2 separate regions of the Homo sapiens genome follow, and region 1 is linked to region 2. A link is a loop called in an ENCODE intact Hi-C map of the cell type or tissue named here. Cell type or tissue: heart right ventricle. All regions are shown on one strand. Links, peaks and the distances in the headings refer to the core of each region. The heading gives the core; the rest is flanking DNA. Region 1 holds the start of LOC112267890 (a long non-coding RNA gene). Region 2 has its middle 110 kb from the start of VPREB1.

Evidence for each region. Hi-C counts contacts between places; a loop is a spot of excess contacts. Peaks named below come from ENCODE experiments on the same cell type or tissue, not always from the same donor. Only the 100,000 strongest peaks of a DNase experiment are listed, where the experiment ranks them.
Region 1: a loop joins it to region 2, with 8 times the contacts of the local background. A loop is called at or near these places in 2 of 110 quality-filtered maps.

The regions. Positions count from the first base shown.
Region 1 is chr22:22,688,163-22,697,224 of GRCh38, forward strand. It overlaps LOC112267890 (a long non-coding RNA gene), which reads right to left and starts at 5,852. Exons shown (of 3, transcript XR_001755447.1): 1 at 5,508-5,852; 2 at 4,985-5,269; 3 at 4,594-4,915. It overlaps LL22NC03-102D1.18 (a long non-coding RNA gene), which reads right to left. Exons shown (of 3, transcript XR_001755442.1): 3 at 7,667-8,264. It also overlaps IGL and the pseudogene IGLV3-24. RefSeq lists an enhancer at 4,664-4,713. In heart right ventricle, for the core only: a CTCF peak has its summit at 4,800 (motif pointing right); no DNase peak of the experiment used is centred there.
Region 2 is chr22:22,347,149-22,356,210 of GRCh38, forward strand. It overlaps IGL and IGLV5-48. Among named protein-coding and RNA genes, the nearest start is that of VPREB1, 110 kb to the left of the region's middle. In heart right ventricle, for the core only: no CTCF peak of the experiment used is centred there; no DNase peak of the experiment used is centred there; H3K27me3 peaks cover 1,360 bases.

The DNA of each region.
Region 1 (9,062 bases), core at 3,793-6,292, 340 kb after region 2:
TAGTAAGAAAAAAGAGCTATTCCTGCCATGATGGAAGAGTGCAAACGAAATTAATATTAAGCAGGCCCCTGGCTGTTTTCCACAGAGAAAGTCATCCTATAGGGATCTCTGTGTTAGTCTCTGCTGTTGGCAGATGGTCACTCAGCAGTGGCTACAGCCAGGCCAGCTCCAGTTAGTGGAAATCGACATTGATGAGCCCATGGACAGCCTCCATCCCTGCCACCATGGGCGCTTTTTTTTATGGAGCCCACTGGGCATTGACAAGAGTGGTTGAGGGAGGCTGCCTGATGTCCACAGAACAAGTCACCCTACTCACCTGATTAGCAAAATCACTTCATTTTCACAGAAGACTTGGTGAGTATTGACATATGGAAAAAATTCTCTTACTTTCTGCCCACCGGAGGAGGTCTATTCACACATCTCTCCCCCTGACGTATTTGTGATCAATATTCTCATTGTGTCTCTCTCAAGTCCCTGAACATCCTTGAGCATCTTTCAAGACCCTGAGTCACAACCTGTGAATTAGGAACCTCTGCCCATCTCTTGGCAGGTGACATGAGCCAATTGCACTGCTTAAAATTCTACTTTAATGAGAATGTTCCTCCAACACTGCTGTTCAGGGATTCTCAGAGGCCAGGTGGAGTACTAGCACTGTCCACACCAGTAGTGGCTGCATGTCCTGCAGAAAACTCTGTAACCCCAGCCTAAGTGCCTCCTCCTAGGCAGCTGATCTCAGGGAGCCCCTCAGGACGTCAAGGCTGTAGGTTGAGAGGAAGACATGGTGCAGGGCTCCGGTCATGTCTATTTGGCCAACTCTTCATGAAACTTACTTGGGCCTCGTGACCTAGTCCCTCAAGTCACAAATACATCCCTGCCATGTGATTGAGGAGCTGCTGGAAATGGCCAACCGGGACTGTGGTTCAGACCAAACCTAGCATACTGGCAACTTGGGTCACATGGTGAGCTGTGTGGCCACAATCACACAGAGCCTCTGCTGAGGCCCAGGAGCCTTCACAGTCTTTCTCAAATGGAGCTTTCTGCTCATTCAAAAAAATAAGTAGAGGGAGGCTGGGACCCCAGGACCACTTAGACCACGCACATGATCTTGTCTGATTATTCTGAATCCTTGCATGCTCAGCTATGCATTATGGTAACCAAGCCACAGTGTCTTTGGCAATAAAATGCCACTACTTGGCCCCCACCTACCCTGGGATCCCCTCAACCACATCTTGCTACCCAAAACAGGTTTCACCTCCACTGAGAGAAATTTATTTTTATATTGAGAAGATGAAAGATTAATTATTTCAATTGTGAAAATTTTATAGGACAGTAATGTGAAAATATTTTAAAAGACACTTTACGAAGAGTGAAAGACCTTCCATTAAACCACTCAATATATGACACTGTAATTGGCCTACCCAAACCCTAAGTTCAGCTCCGGGTTGGGACCTTCTGGGAATGGACCCTTCATCCTCACGCCCTCCTCTCCTCTCCTCTCCTCTCCTCTCCTCTCCTCTCCTCTCCTCTCCTCTCCTCTCCTCTCCTCTTCTGTCAGCCCTGTGCCTCCTATGTGCAGAGACAGCTGGTCTCAGTGTTGGTGGCCCTGGGACTGACAATCATGAGCACATACTCTGGAGATAACCTTGAGATAAACATGCATTAAGGAACCAGCAGAATCCAGGCCAGTCCATGGTGCTGGTCATCTAGTATAACAGCAACTGACCCTCAGGGACATCTGCCCAATTCTTAGGCTTCAACTCAGGGAACATGGCCACCATGACCATTAATGGAGCCCAAGCCCGGGAAGAGACTGACTATTGCTGAACTGCAGATAATAACAGTGGGAGCAGCTGGCAGGGACTCATAGTAACACAGAGAGACAGGGACTAGCCACAGAACTGTCCCATCTCGGCCTGGCTCTCATTCTCAGCTGCCCTGTGAGCAGCTGAAGGTCAGGCCTCAGGGTCAGGCGTCCTCTCTGGTCTTAACCTGGCCCCTGCAGGGCTGGTGATTCTGAGCAGCTTCTCCATCCTCTCAGGGCCTGCATGTGTCCAGTGAGAAGTGAGTGGACAGGGGGAAGCTGGTTGGAGCTGCAGGAACCTCTGTCAGGTTTGTGGTGTACATGAAAGGTTTAGGAATCCACACAACATCACATGGCCCCAGATGTAATCACACATCACACAGGGGAGGAAAGAGCTGTCGCAGAGGGTACAGTCCTGTGGAATTTCTCTTTTCCTTGGGTATAAGCAGCTTAGTGGAAGCTCCAGAGGCTGTGTCTCCTCTGGTTTCCAGATGAGTTCAGTTGACCTCCGCATTCTAAAGGGGTGCCTGAGGCCTGAGGAGGACTGGAGACCCAGCCCCTTTTGGCCCCAGGGCCCTTTCTGTGCTGACATTTCACAGAAACTGAAGAGGAAGAACAGACACTACCTTTCATCCCACCTGGGGACTGTCTTTGGGGCACGCTGAACTCCCATGGCCCCCAAAGTCCCATCACCTTCCCCAGGTAGGTCAGACCTGACTGGATGTCCCTCTAGTGCCCTGATAGTGTGGATTTTATCTTTGGGCTCTGGGCTGCTTTCTGAGGAGCTCACTAAGAACCCTTGATGCCAAGTCCAGGACCTGCCCCTCTGCTCCATGTCCCAGGGGCTGCAAGCATGACGGGAAGGTCCTGCTGGGTGAGGATGGTGCCCTTTTCCAGAAGAGATGTCTGATTCCAGTCTCTAGGGCCAGGTTTGTTGGGCTTTTTTTCTCACTTGGAAGGTCTCAGTCTGCTTATTACCTTCTTTAAAAGTACAATTGGTTTAATCGTGAAATCATGTGCATGCACTAAAGTTTACAGACTATGGTCATCAGCACATATGTACACTCTTTCTGGATGGGACAACTGTGGACACGGCCATACTGGGGTCTCTGTCTCTCTCATTATCACAAGGGAGGATACCAACAGCTCTCTCCTATGCAGACCGTAGTCATGTTTCCCAATTGCACAAGAATGTCTCTTACAGTTGTTTAATTTCCTTCCCAGCCAGGACGCTTAAGTTTCCCATGCTGATACTTGGTTGCTATTTCTCTCTGATCCAACATTTTTCAAACAGTATTGCTTGCAACCCAAGGCTTATGAAACACTTTACCAAAAGTTCCACAAGAAAAGCTCAAGTTTCTCATGCACCGTTGGACCAGGTTCATTGCGTGCAGTAGGACCTTGCTCAAGTGATGAGTCCATTTGATGTTTTCACCATCAAGGTGAAGGGTATTATGACTTTTGGGCACTGAGTTGATAGAAGGAAGACAGCAGCTGATGATGGCCCTGCCCACCGATGTGTGTGTGTGGGCAGGACCTATCGATGGATTTAGAAGTTGAGGGAACTGTTTATTCTGCAGATGGAATTTCCAGCACTGAATCTCCACCAACCAGACACTAGCACTCAGCAGGTGCTCTGTAAGAAGAAGCCCTTCACTGCCAATCACGGCCATTACACAGGTGAAGGAGAGGATGATTTTTAACAGCCATTGACCCTCACAGTAAACTGAGGTCAAAACTCTGGTACACAAAGTGACTTTGAGAGAACAGGCTGAGGAAGCAGGTTAATTAGTAGCAGAAGGCTTTGCCGAGAGCAGGAACAAAACAGGGTTGGTGAGGAACTAGTGATGCCATGGTGTGGAAGGAACAAGGCCTGTACCAGGAGCAGGAAGGGGCATGGGAAAGACCACACTGCCACATGTGATGAGTCAGCACATGGAAGGCACAGCAAATGTTGCACAAAGGTTTTTGTGTAATAACCTGGCAAACAGCTGCTTCTCTATCAAGATTGATGAGTCAAAAAATGTTACTGATGCATTGCTGTCACATGTGAAGGTGTGTGAAGAATGGTGACATTCAAGGAAACCTGTTCTCTGCAGACACCTACCCACCAGTACAGCAGACACCCCAGCTATGCCAAGGGCTTTGTCTTCCTCTGGGGTAAGAGCCTGGGAACAACAAGTTGGCCCCTGAAAGGGGTGCCCCATCATGCGCTCTTCATGGCTGAGTTAAGTGGGGAGCTCCCAGAGAACTTTCCAGTAAATGGTCAATCTGTTTGTTCTGGGTGCATTGAGCATGACCCAGGATCAATGGAAGTGACAGAAGCTTAATTTCCCCAAGGCTGCAAGGCGGGCACTGGGAGGACGGCTGAAGCAGTTTAGCCACCACCCCCTAGTGGCTCCAGCCCCAGGTAAGCAGGGACAGTTGAAGGGCCTGCCTGAGCCCACCTGTGTCTAATTAGTTCCAGCATCAGCAGCTGCATCCTGTAGACCACCAAGGAGTGTGTGTGCCCAGCCCCTCACAGATCACCTGAGCATAAACAGGAAATTCTCCTTCTTACACCTGACTGCACCACACATCTGCCCCTTGCTCTTCATTTACAAGACGCTATCACATCAGACACGGACTGATCTGAGTCCCGGGTTCCCTCAGGTTTCTGCTGTCCTCTCAGATCCCCACACACAAAAGACTCTTCACCACAGGGCGTTGAGCCAGCTCTTCCCCAACACTGCCTCTTACAGGTTACTCTTCTCCAATATGATGCGGGTTTGATTTCAGTGTTTCTACATATATACTTTTGTATTTTATTGGGTAAGCTGAGCCCCTTGTACCTGATCTTGAGTCAGGCAGGGGCCACACAGAGAAGAGGTGTTCCTCCCCTGGGACCAGCAGTCCTCGGATCAGGGCATCAGGGACCTGAACAGCAGGTTCTGAATCCACACCTAGACCCAGGAAGTCCCTGAGCCCCCAGCCCACAGTGTGGAGCGGCCACCAGGGGGAAGCAGAGAGTTACCTGGCAAAGCCACCTGGCGATGGGGCGGGCCTGGGTGACAGGGAGACGCTGACATGCAGCAGGAGCCAGTGACCATGATCTCACACCTGGAATGAAAGGGTCTTTATTTTCATAGAGTATTGTCCTTGTGTACTTGACACTCATGTAGAAATTCTAGAATAGGATTTTACCTTCAGCTCTTGCAGATGCTGCCTCTTTCTCTGCCACAGCTCCAGGCACTTGACTTCTCACAGTGCCCTCTCCTCACACACCCAGTTGTGCTAAAATGGTGTCCCTGCCATGTGCAGTGTCCTCCCTGAGGTCACAGGTGTCCCCTTTATCTCCCCTTTGCTCTGGGAGCCCCTGTCCTGCAGACACAGTGGCTTCTCCTTTCCTGGCTGCTCCTCCACTTTCATTGTCCCTGGTCTTTCCGGACTCTCTCCTGGGGAAGCTGCCAAATCATGGCTCTTGATTTCCTGGTGAGTCACAAAATAGTTGCTCATTAACCTTTAGTTGACTTAAGTTCTTAATCATTGATACATTTTCCCCAACAACTGACGACAACTTAGTTATAATAAACATTCACTTCTGGGGGTCTTGGAGTTTGCAGCCCCCTCTCATTCTCTCATGGAGCAAACATTTCCTTCGCCTTCTCATCTGTCTCTGATCCTGACAGCATCCTGGAGATACTGAGGCACAGCAGCTATGACCTACCCAGGAGCTTGCAGCCAAGGCAGAAACTTCCATCACCTCATGGATCTTCCAGCACTCTGTGTGCACTTGACAAATAAGAAATTCCATTGTCCTCTACCACTCAGGAGCTGTGCCCTGCGGTGGGACCTGCACCTTTCCAAGGTGTGTGTTATCATCTGCACAGTGGAGATGAAGAGGGAACCTGCATTGGGTTCTGGAAAGTAACATCTAAAAATATATTTAGACCTGCAACAGAAATCTCCTCTCTAACATAAAATATTTATGATCAGGACACACTGAGAGGCCTAGACCAAAATTAAGCACTGCCCTCCTGAGCCAGGATAGAATGGAGGAGGGGACTGGGGACCCCAGATAATTCCACAGTTACCAGCATGACTCTATGATCACCTCCTGGACCAGATCAAAGATCATCCCATATGAAGGACTTCATATTCCTTAGGAAATACAAAGTCACCTCTGAGCTCTGCTGTGACCAAGTGAGCCCAGGAATGAGGCTGAGCACAGTGTGATGTGGAGATGTCTGCAGAGAATATGGAATCAATTGATAAAGGAGATCCTGTGGGCAAAGGGTGGGAGGGCAAGGCCACCCCTAACCTCTTTGGGTCCCTTGGGGCTGAGTCCTTCTGGAAACCACAAAGCTCCTCCAGCAGCAGCCCCTGACTCTGCTGATTGGCATCACGGGCTGTTCTCTCCAACAAGGGGTTAAGAGAGACCTGGGAGGAGCCTGCCCAGCCTCAGACTTGAGAAGCAGCATTGGAGGCACTTCAGCCATGGCCTGGCCCCTCTTTTCCTTGGTCTCCTGACTCACTGCCCAGGTGCTGCCCCCAGGGTCTCACCCACCTGCCCAGCCCCAGGCCTCCAGGTTCAGCCTGGCCATCAGTCTGAGCTCAGCAGGGCCCTGTGTGTGGTGGGCAGGATGCTCGTGACCCTGCTGCAGGGGGAGGGGCTGGTTGGGCTGAAATGCCCCCACTCTGTGCTCCTGTGCTCATGGGTGCCCTGAGAGCTCTTTTATTCCTGGGGCTCACTCCAGCCCTGGCAAGTAGCAAGATATCCTGGGGTTGAGCCTCTCAGTTTCAAATTTTTTATCTCCCCTTTCCTTCTTGCAGGCTCTGTCACCTCCTGTGAGCTGACACAGCCACCCTCAGTGTCAGTAGCTCCAGGACAGATGACTAGGATCACCTGTAGGGAAAACAGTATTGGAAGTAAAAGTGCTTAATGGTACCAGCAGAAGCCAGGACAGGCCCCTGTGTGGGTCATCTATGGGGATAGCAGGCGGCCTTCAGGGATCTCTGAGATTCTCTGGCTCAAACTCAGGGAACAGGACCACCCTGGCCATCAACAGGGCCCAGGCTGGGGACGAGGCTATTACTGTAAGATGTGGGACATTAGGACTCCTCATCCCACAGTGACAGAGGTAGATGGGGAAGTGAGACACAAACCCCTTCCCCATACGTGTCACTCTTGTCCTCCAGCCCAGGAAGACTGTGGACAAAGCCATGAGCATGGGTTTCCCAATTCACCTGGATCTGAGACCCCCCAGGCTGCCCTTTCCACAGGCCCTCCAGGCAGGCTCTGCAGAGGGGACATCAAGACTGAATTTAGGGCAGAGGTGACCAGGATATATTGAGGTTTGGGGGACTCAGTTGTGATTTGGGGAAATGGGGCCAGAATGGAAGGTCAGGCCAAGGTCAACATCCTTAGTTGGTCTCTGGATTTCCATAGGGGGTGAAGGCCAGTCCTTGGGCTGAATATCCTGAGTCAGTTTCCAGAACTGCCCAGCTCAGGCTCCCATGGCATCCTGCCATTCTCTGAAAAGGGCCCTGGCATGCCAGGTGCTCTGGGTTCTGAGGGAGAGTTGGAATCAGATCCTCCTGCAGGAATCCAGGGTCAGGAGAAGCAGCCTCACCTGACACAGGGACCACAGATGCACCCCCACAGGGTGAGCTGCAGGATGGATGCTGCTCATCTCCAATCCTCACATCCTATGCAAAAAATCATTCTTTTCACCCCTCCTTCAGTGTATCAAAGTTGACACTTAAAAAGCCTTAAGAGCCCACTCTTGTCAACAGAAAACCCATTCACATCTCCATCAGCCACACAATCTCCACAGAATGATTCTTCAAAAAACGATAACAGTAGACATGAAAAGGTATCTAAAATGTTACATAAATAATTGAACTTAGATTACATATGAAAATGATACTATTTTTGGTATGCTAGGTAAATAAAATATATTATTTGGACTCCTTTACTTTCTTCTCTTTGTATTTCTAATGTGGTGACTAGACATTGGGATTCCAATGAGGCTCACATCATATTGTGATTGAACAGTGCTGGTCTGCACCTCTTCAGGTAACAGGGGCTGTGGAGTGACCTGGTGCAGGAAGCCCCATCTCCAATCATAGGACATCAGTGTGAACCCAGGGAGAGGCACTGGTGCAAGAGAAATGAGAACAGGAGTGTGGACCATCTGCTTGTACAGGGGACTGAGCCCTCACTTTGAGCCAAATAAACTTTTTTTCTATTTTCAATTCTGAAGAAGAAGACTTTCCTGGACTTCTTTCCGTTTTCAGATTTGTGCCCCTTCAGGTTTGGCCTGTCTGGATCCCAGCCAGGGGACACCGAGGAAATCCAGGAGTCTCACACTGACTCTGTTGTATTTCATCTGCTGGGGTCATCCCAAACTGCTGCGTATCGTTTCCTTTCCTGGTGCTCAAATAGCTGCTCCATGCACTTGTCACGGTTTCATAGCTCAGTCTAGGTGGGAAGACAGGATAGTGTATGTTATAATATTTAAATGGAACCTGAATCCATTCATTGTTTTTGTTTTTTTGTGTTTTTGTTTGTTTTTGTTTTGTTTCGTTTTTGAGAGAGAGAGAGAGTCTTGCTCTGTCGCCCAGGCTGGAGTGCAATGGTATGATCTCGGCTCACTGCAACCTCTACCTCCCAGGTTCAAGCGATTCTCCTGCCTCAGCCTCCTGGGCAGCTGGGATTACAGGCCCCCGCCACCACATCCAGCTAGTTTTTGTATTTTAGTAGAGATGAAGTTTCACCATTTTGGTCAGGCTGGTCTCAAACTCTTGACCTCAGGTGACCCACCTGTCTTAGCCTCCTAAAGTGCTGGGATTATAAAGGTGAGCCACCACGCCCGACCCAATAGTTTTTTTAAAATATGAAATGTTAAAAGAGTTTTGTCATAGGCATTGGGAAAGGTGAAAATAGATTAAAAACATTTTAAGAAAAAAACCAAAAATGTACTTGTAGACTGTCTGTGTGTCTTCAGTGTTGCAGGGTTCAGAGAGGTCAGTTTTATGGTTCACTAAGGAGGGGCTAAGATGGAGGAAACCAAGAAAGCCAAAAACACACATCTCTGCCACTCAAAACATAAATCAAAGTAAAATGGAAAAAATCTTTCAATAAATCATTCCCAATAAATATCACTCTGGTGCACATAGAAAGGCCTGTTAGCAAACTTTCCCTTTCCCCTGCTGGCTCATATCCCCATGGATCACCTGTGTGCAGAGTGGACTCTGTGGTCCCCATTTCTCAGGCTGA
Region 2 (9,062 bases), core at 4,188-6,687:
AACTGACCACCAGCACACAGGTGCCTCTTCTTCAGCTGCCCCTCCTGAAGTGACAACCAAACCCAGGGGCTCAGCACAATGAGCTCTCCCTCTGGCCATACATTCCCTGTGAGGCCCCATCTACTCTCATCCCAACACAATTGCTCCCCAGGCATCTGGGGGCTGCTGCTGAGATTCTCCACTCATGGGGTCCTGGGCACAGCGGTGTTATCCCAGTCCCCCTCTTCCTCTGTGTCCTGGGAGCTGGAATCAGAGTCAGCCTGATCTGACCCAAAGCCTACAATTAAGAGCCCTGAGTGGCCTCTCCTGCTTTCCCCCCACATTAGACTCTTCCTTTCAGTGTCCTTCCTGGGGTACTGTGTCACTACTCAATAATATCTTATGTCCTCAGTGCTAGGCGTTTTTCACATAATATACTCTTGTTAGTTTCTCCTCACCTTTCCAAGCTCAGTTATCAACTCTAGGCTGATGATCCTAACTATTCATTTACAGCACATTGTCATATAAAGGCCAGCGATATCTAGAAAAAAAAGTGCCAATAAATGTGTGTACTGCATCTTACGAATCACTACAAGGATACCACAAACAATATCCCTGTATTTAAATAGAGTTCACTCTTCAGACACAAGAGTTTAAGTGGAGTTCAATATAATAGTTTATATAGATAATAGTTAATATAACAGTTTAACCAGTCTGTCTGTGGCTAAACCAGTCACCATCTCCTGCACTGGAAGCAGCAACAATAAGGGTCTTGGGCTTGTGTCCTGGTACCAACAATGACCAGGAAGTGCCGCCAAACCTCTGATACATATGTACGGATCCATATATTTATATCCATATCCTGCGGCGAATATCCACCTGCAGGGATCCAGGACTGAATCTCAGGCTACCGGTCTGGCAAGGAGGCATTGCTGAGCATCTCTGGGCTACAGGCTTAGGACAAGGCTGATCTCTGCTGTTGGCTTTAGGCAGCTCCATCGAGGTCCCCACAGTGCTGCAGTCTGGGGAACTGAGACAAAGGCACACCAGGTTTCCAATGAGTATGAGCTACCTGCAGCACCACCCACTGTCAGGACAACTGGGCTCTTTACCGTTTGTGTGTATGTTTCCTGGTGCTGCCACTAACCAGTGCCCAGGACTCAAGTCAGGGACAGTGATCTAGAGAATGCAGCTTTGTTCTTTCAGAGCCAGCCCACAGAGGGAGCCCTTAGCAATGGCACATTGTCAGACTGCTTCAAAAGAATCAGAAAGCCTTTGATTCCAGGAACAGGCTGCTCTGGGGACAGACCCGAGATGGGTCAGGGGAGGCAGGGACAGATTCCAGGTGGCTCTCTCTCAGGCACATGCACTAATGCAGAGGTCTAATCATCCCTATTGTCTACTGAACAACTACTATGTGCCAGGCTATGGGGAGGGCTCAGGATACAGAGTTACCAAGACAGACAAGGTTCCTGTCTTCATAGGGCTGACACCAAACTAAAGAGAGACAGTCAAGAAGTCAATGGGAATAAGGCATATTGTGGTGTATCAAAGAGGTGACACTGGCCAGAAGGGGGAGAATGATAGAACGCCTTTAGTGGGTCGTAAGCAAGGAAGACACAGCCTTTTGTTTGAGATTTAGGAGGAAAGTCCAGCTTCTTCAAGGAAGACAAAAAATGAGGGGATAGTGCGAAGGCAAAAGGTCCAGTTAGAAAGCAGTGGCATTGTGCACATGAGAGATGAGGTATCTAGCATCTGATGTAGCAGCTGAGCTGGGAGGAATGTGCATGACCCACACCATGGTGAGAAGGACTAGAGGAAAGAGGTCACTAGGTTGAGGCCCTGACCTTGTCCTTGTGATGGAAACCTGACAACAGCCTGCAGCTGCGATCAAGCATGTCACTCTCCTCTTCTCTCTGGAAAGCTCATAGGACTCAGGACTCATTGCTGCCCTTCCCTCTTATTCAGTGAGATTTATTTGAACCATCACTTTTCACACCTGGACAGAGACCTGCTTACTTTCTCTTGAGCAAAAGCACTAAGGGTCGGGACAGAGCACTGTAGAGCACATGGGATGATGCCCTACACACTCAAGGGGCTGCTGTTACTGCTGTTAAAGCTCACGATCAAACCTCCCAGAGCTCTGTCAGAAACCATGAGACGGGAGGTGTCAGTGCTGAAGTAGCTGATTTGGGGGCACACTGATTTGCAGTCTGTGCAGTCCTGATTTGGAGGTGTGGGACAGTGAGGGCTGAAGCCCAGCATCGGCAAGAGGTTCCTGAGGTGTCTTTATGTGCCAGGGTCCTTGTGACCACCTCAGTGATGTGTGGGGGTAAAGGTCAATTGAAAAGCTGGAGAGCAGTGGACAGGCAGGATTCTGTGTCTGGGTGAGGGACGGGATGTTCAGCTCCTGCCCAGGCATCCTTATTTACATTTCTGTTTACCTCTCTTCTTCCTTGTCTCCTTCCCAGGGCAGGGTTGCAGGGCTGTTGTATCTCCGCTGCTCTTTCTCCATCACAAAGAGAGCAAGAGAGACAGGTTATGTGATGACTAATTCCCTCTTCACACTCAGTTGTCTGATTGTCCTTAGGAATTCTTCCTGAGGATGGGAATGTGCTGTTTTATTTCTCCCTTACAGTGAGATCCTAGCCATTTGTGAGGCCAAGGAGATTGACCCCATCCTGTCGATGAAGGATTATTTATAACACACATGGTCAAAAAGAACATCATCAACTTCTGCACAAGTCAGTCCATTCGTCAGGGTTATAGAAGTGCACGTCTCTCAGCTGTCAGCAATGGGCTTCAAATCCCCAGGATGACTAACTTGTCAGGATGGGATCATCCACATTAAGATGTTTCTTTACAGTTAGTGACTCTATTCACTGTGTTTCCCCTGCTGAGATCCAACCTCTATGAGATTGTTTATTGGCTGTTTTCTGTCTTGTCATTGCTGAAAACACTTCCTGGCACTAAGGACAGACTCAATACATGTTTATTAAATATGTGAGTTCACCTACATTGGAATCCCAGGAAGAGGTACAAACCTGAGGTCAAGATAATAATTTTTTTAAAAATTCTGAATATTTTGTGTTTGAGATTCCAAGTTCATTCAATGGAAGATACTAAGTAATGACTTTTGCCTTTGGATTTGGTTAGCAGGAGAAGGATATGGATATAAAAATGCAAATATATATATCACACATACCTCCCCATGGCCCAGAGACCTGAAAGCCCAGCTGGTCTCTGCAGCTGCCAATTGCAGCCTCTGTTCACTCATTTATGGTCTGATTGTCATGGATCCATATATACTGGATCCCATGGGTTCATGTGGAGAAAGTGGAGAGGATGCGATGGGCTTTCCCAGTCCTGATAAAAGAAACCACAGGAAGCGAATAGATCATAAAGCAAATTCTGGGGACAGAAAACCCTCGAGAGCAAATAAACTGCTAATATGGGTGAGTTGGGAAAATGTCTGGCAATATTTATATAACTAAGAAACTTTACATTAGATATCCTTCCTTCACAATATTCATTACGGAGCTTTAAATCATCCATATGATCAATGCAATTCAAACATTAAACTCATCAACCCCAAGTCCCATAGCAGACTTTGATGAGGAAATTCTTGAAGGAAGAAGGATGGGTTTGTGAGCTCTGTGTCCACAGAAGAGATATTTCTCCACTAGGAGAACTGGGTAAAGCCAATAAATAATTAGGAATGTAGATGCCCAACTGGACTATATTCTAATCCAATATGCAATGCTGTGAGTCCTGCATCTGCAAATTGTTAACATTCATTGTGCTTCCTTCAGTTTCCCAATTACTACAATAAATTAACTTTAGACATGGATGATTACAGAACAGATCAATTAATGTGAGAGTCCTTGGAATGTGTTGCTTTAATCCACAAAAATTACGGAACACTTCAAATGTATATATTTGTTAATTTATGTACCAATTGTATTTTACTGCTTCGTTGATCTGTTGTAAAAATCACCCAGTGAGGGAGTAAGCTGATGGGTAAAATGGGTTGAAAAATTAAACAAGATGAACCACATTGATGATGGTCAAATTTGGCTGATGGGTGCAAACAATTCATTAGAAAAGTATCTGTATATTTGTATGGTTCAAAAGTTTCCATGCTATCCAGTGTTTAAAATATCCTTGTTTGTAACTGTTCTGCTTTTAACCGGTGTACAATGTGGACAAAATGTAAGCTTACACTCTGACTTTGAGTAGAAGCCCATCTTCTCCCAACAGGCAGAGGAGAAGCTGGTGTGGAGAACATGGAAAACACAGGAGCTCAGGGTTTCCCAGGACAGAGAAGCGAGTGAGCCTGGAGCCCTAAAAGCAAGGGTGGGGCTGTGAGTTGGGCTGTGGGTGTGTGCAGGGGCCACAGTGTGAAGGGCATGCTTCAGAGGCCACAGGATTTGGATTTTATAATAAGAATGATGAGTTACTGAAGGGGTTTAAGCCAGGTAGTACCTTCCCTGCCTCATCTATATGAGAGGGATCTGTCTCCAAATGCCTGGAGGAGAGCGTGCCTGAGAAAAGTGAGTGATCCTGATTCTAGATTATTCACTAAAGCACCTCGTGAGTCTAGAAACCCAAGGGCCATTTGCACAGTTAGCACAAGAGTAGACGTGGCAACATTGAGAAGTGATGGTCTCTGCCTTTGTCTCCTCTGGCATTCAATACTTGCAAAAACACTTCGCAGGTAAAATAAATACTGATATTTCAAATAACCTGAAAGCATCCAGTAAAAAAATAAAGGTGGCAATATCAAGATACAAACAAATTGTATAACATTTAGGACAAATCGTTTACCAAAAAATATGACACGACTGTGAAGAAAGTGACGTTTTACTTAGGGAGATAATGGCTAACCTCTTAAAACAGAGATATATGTCACACTGTGACAGGAAAGTCTACAAAATCTCTTAATGTTCCTACATCACAAAATTGAGTCAAATCTCTATAAAACATATGAAACCATTAGATGTATAACTTTTGCTAAATTGCTGTCTTTAACATGTATTGGATCATTTATTTTTCCTGGAAAATTCTCATTCTTCACTGTCCTTTTGAACAACCCCAGCTGCCCTTCAACCCAGCTCCTCAGCTGACCCATTTTTCATGATGCCCACCCTGATGGCACATGTGGGCAACTCGATTTTTCTAGAATGCCATGCAGGGGTGCTGACAACTTTAAAAGTTATATATGTACATGGCTGCACATCCCACAGACCAAGACTACTTCTGGGAGTGAGAAATCACAGTAATAATGCACAGCATGATAGAAGCAGTGTCTGGGAATCAGACCATGGATATGTGAATACAGACAGTGACTGGAGAGCTGCAGAGACCAGCTGGGTTCTGAAGTCTCTGAGCTTTGGGAAAGTGTGTTTCCTGGGACCAGCGTCGGATGTTGTGGGGCTGCCCTGTGGTTCTGACACAGCTGCTCAGTAAGGAGCATTCACTCCAAGAAATCCAGGCCTTGAGGCTGGGCCCTGTGCTCACTGATGGACACTCGGCAGCTGTGTCCCCTCTGGCCTTGCAGAGTTCCCTGAGCAGGGACCTGTGTATCGTCTCAACAGGTGCTTCCTCCCAGGACCTTGCAAGAAGAAAAATAAACCTTCCTCCTGCTTAGTCTGCAGAGTGAGGTGAGCTGCATCCCCAGGTCTCAAGGAGGGGCCCGGCAGTCCCTGGGTGGAAACACATTTGCATGAGCAGCCCCTCCTCTGCAAGGGTGGGAAGAAAAGGAGGCCTGGGGCAGCCCAGTCCCACTGTGGGGTAAGAGGCTGTGTCCACCATGGCCTGGACTCCTCTCCTTCTCCTGTTCCTCTCTCACTGCACAGGTAGGAAAAGGCCTCAGAGACCAGGGTCAGCCACACAGCCTGATTCTGACTCTCGTGTCAAAGATCACTAAAAAAAATATTACCTTGGTTTCTGCCTTAAAGCCTATAAATGCCTGTGTTTCCAGGTTCCCTCTCGCAGGCTGTGCTGACTCAGCCAACTTCCCTCTCAGCATCTCCTGGAGCATCAGCCAGACTCACCTGCACCTTGCGCAGTGGCATCAGTGTTGGTAGCTACAGGATATACTGGTACCAGCAGAAGCCAGGGAGTCCTCCCAGGTATCTCCTGAACTACTACTCAGACTCAGATAAGCACCAGGGCTCTGGAGTCCCCAGCCGCTTCTCTGGATCCAAAGATGCTTCGACCAATGCAGGGATTTTATTCATCTCTGGGCTCTAGTCTGAGGATGAGGCTGACTATTACTGTATGATTTGGCACAGCAGTGCTTCTCACAGTGACACACACAGATGGGGAAGTGGGACGAAAACCTCACCCTGATCTGGGTTCTTGTTCTGTAACAGTTTTTAAATTTTAAAATAACCAGCCAAGGGACAAACTAAATTTGGAAATAACTTTCTAGTTGTAAAAGGCTCTTCTCTCAATTTCCCATCCATTCTTCTGAAGTCTCAGTAAAACAAAACCAAACCAAAGCACCTGACGACCCTGAAGTGTTGGCTGGTTGTCCATATGTGCTAACACCACTGCCTGCGGAGCTGGACTTTTGTTCTTGAAAGAAGCAAAATGAGGCTTTCCTAGCTCACATCATGGTCAGAGCCTGGGGACATCCTAGCAGGTGAACAGTCCCCTACAGCATGGACTCTGCTCTTCCAGTGTACAAGCAGAGACCTCCCCTTCCATCCCCACTAGTCTGTTCTCAGGGCTGTCTGAGGCTCACTGTGTCCCAGGAACAAGGCACTCAAATATGAAATGCTGCATGAGGACACAGGTCAGGGAATTGCAGATATAGTGCTGACCTGGCTCAGTACTGGGTACCTGCATTTCAGTGGAAATGTCAGGAGATGGGATTACGTCTGAGGGTAACTGTGGACCTGAGGCCGGTAAACCTCTATGTAGGACTTGAGAGAGTCAAGGGGAGGCTCCACCATGGCTGAGGCAAGGCTGAGGCTGCTCCTTGGCCATGGGGGAAGTAGGTCCCAGGGATGTGACTTTCCTGCAGCTCATTCCACTCAGGACCACGGGGACTGCTGAGGGTGGGTTTGCTGATCCCTCAGGGCCTGTGTTCTCTTCTCCTCTATTGCACCATTGGAGGTTCTCACTGAGTCAGGTTCTAGTAGTGAGTCTGTGGAACATCTGGGTACAGATACTGTTTGCTTCAAGTGACTCCTCCCCAGGAAACTCTTGAGAAGGCCCCCATCTCAATGTCACCTTTTTCTGCATGGGGAGCAGCAGAAACATTGGGCATTCCCTCCCAGAAAGAGCCCCTAATTTTGTGACTTAGGACATCAGTGATTGTCCCTCAGGGGTCCAAGCCTGATTCTCCTGCTCTGGGTTTATTCCCACAGCCTCCTGGACAACTTCTGCGCTCCAGCCTGAGGACTGGCTGGTTATCAGTGTCACACAGCTGCATCCTGACTCCATGTTACCAAGGGTTCCTATTCCATGGGGAAATGAGAGAAAGATCTGCCCCACTCATCCTGTCTCCCCATCCCTCCTTTATCCCTGCCTGTGACCAACACCAGTTCATGCCAAGACTTTTACTGTCACTTGTGTTACTGAAAGCAGAGCAAGGGTGCAGGGATGATAACTCGTTTTCTTACTGGTCTCCCCAATGGAAACAGAATCAACTTGTTTCTAGAAGCAAAAGGAGCTGTCCACACATGGTGGGTGTGGATGAGGTGGGGATGACAAGAAAGAATCCAGCCAGTGTGACCCAGAAGTCCAGGAGCCTTCAGCCTGGTCCCACAGGTGTCCTCTCCTTTTGGTGCAGGTGTGCTGATCATTTCCTGAGCTCTGAAACTGTGGGAAAGATGACAAGAAAGGAGAATCCAGCCTGTGTGACCCAAGACCCATATGTGAGAGCGGAAGTCTGACACTTAAGAAAACGTGGGCTCAGCATTCTGAGAGGTCTGGATCTGGCTCGGCCTAGAGCTGCTCTAGAAGAGAAGCAAGAGAAATGCTCAGCCTTAGGTGGCCCAGGCACAGTGGTCCTGTCAAAGGTCTGAGCTCTCTGCAACATGGATATCCTGCAGAGACATCCTTGGGAGGCTGTGATCCTAGAATGATGTAAAAATGCTAATGGAAGTGAGCAGGGGATGGTTTATGGAGGAATGAGGAGATGGGTGTGGGGTCAGATGTGGTAAGGAGGGTGCACCCTGAAGAGGAGACTGTCCATTGTGACTCATAGGAGAAGGATGCCCGGGGCCTAGGGCAGTGACAAAAAGAGGACCTGGAAGGACCGGCACCCTGAAGACACGTAGAGACTGGGGTTTGGTTTGTCTGTGAGGGTTCCTGAGGAGAATCACATAAAAAATCCACAGTCAGTGTCTTCTGTCCAGGGCTCACTGTCGCAACTGTTGCCCCTTCCTTCCAGATCCTCTGGGTGTCCAGGTTCCTTAGCCGTGGATCTGCTCCTCTCTCTGCCCTCAGCCTAAGAGCTGATGGGGCATCCACCAGGAAGCGCATCCGTGGGCAGGGAGGAGGCCGTGGGCAGCCTTCTCCTGTATGTGAGACACTGCTCAGCCTCGGTGACCCCCTGTTCATTAAGGTGGGAGGAAAGGAAAACAAAATTCACTGTGAACATCTATGCATCATCAAAGAAAAAGCAATGAGAAGAAACAGGAAGTGAAGCCCAGCTCTAATAGTTTATTTCTACTTGGAAATAAATAAAACAATATGCCTGATGTGTTATATAAACACAATAAACTTTTTATAAAAACTATGAAAATTATGTAAAGGAGCATGGCTTACACTAAAAGGAACATTTAAAATAATGACACCCTTGAAATGCAATCCCAAAACACAGCATCCATTTTATTTCAGTTACATATACGGACTGGTTTTATTTAAATGCCTGCAATAAATCTCACTATTTTGTTGTTTAAATGGAGCATTTAAAATCTCATTGTGGCCAGGCGCGGTGGCTCACGCCTGTAATCCCAGCACTTTGGGAGTCCGAGGTGGGCTGATCACAAGGTCAGGAGTTGGAGACCAGCCTGGCCAACATGGTGAAACCCAGTCTCTACTAAAAAAATACAAAAATTAGCCGG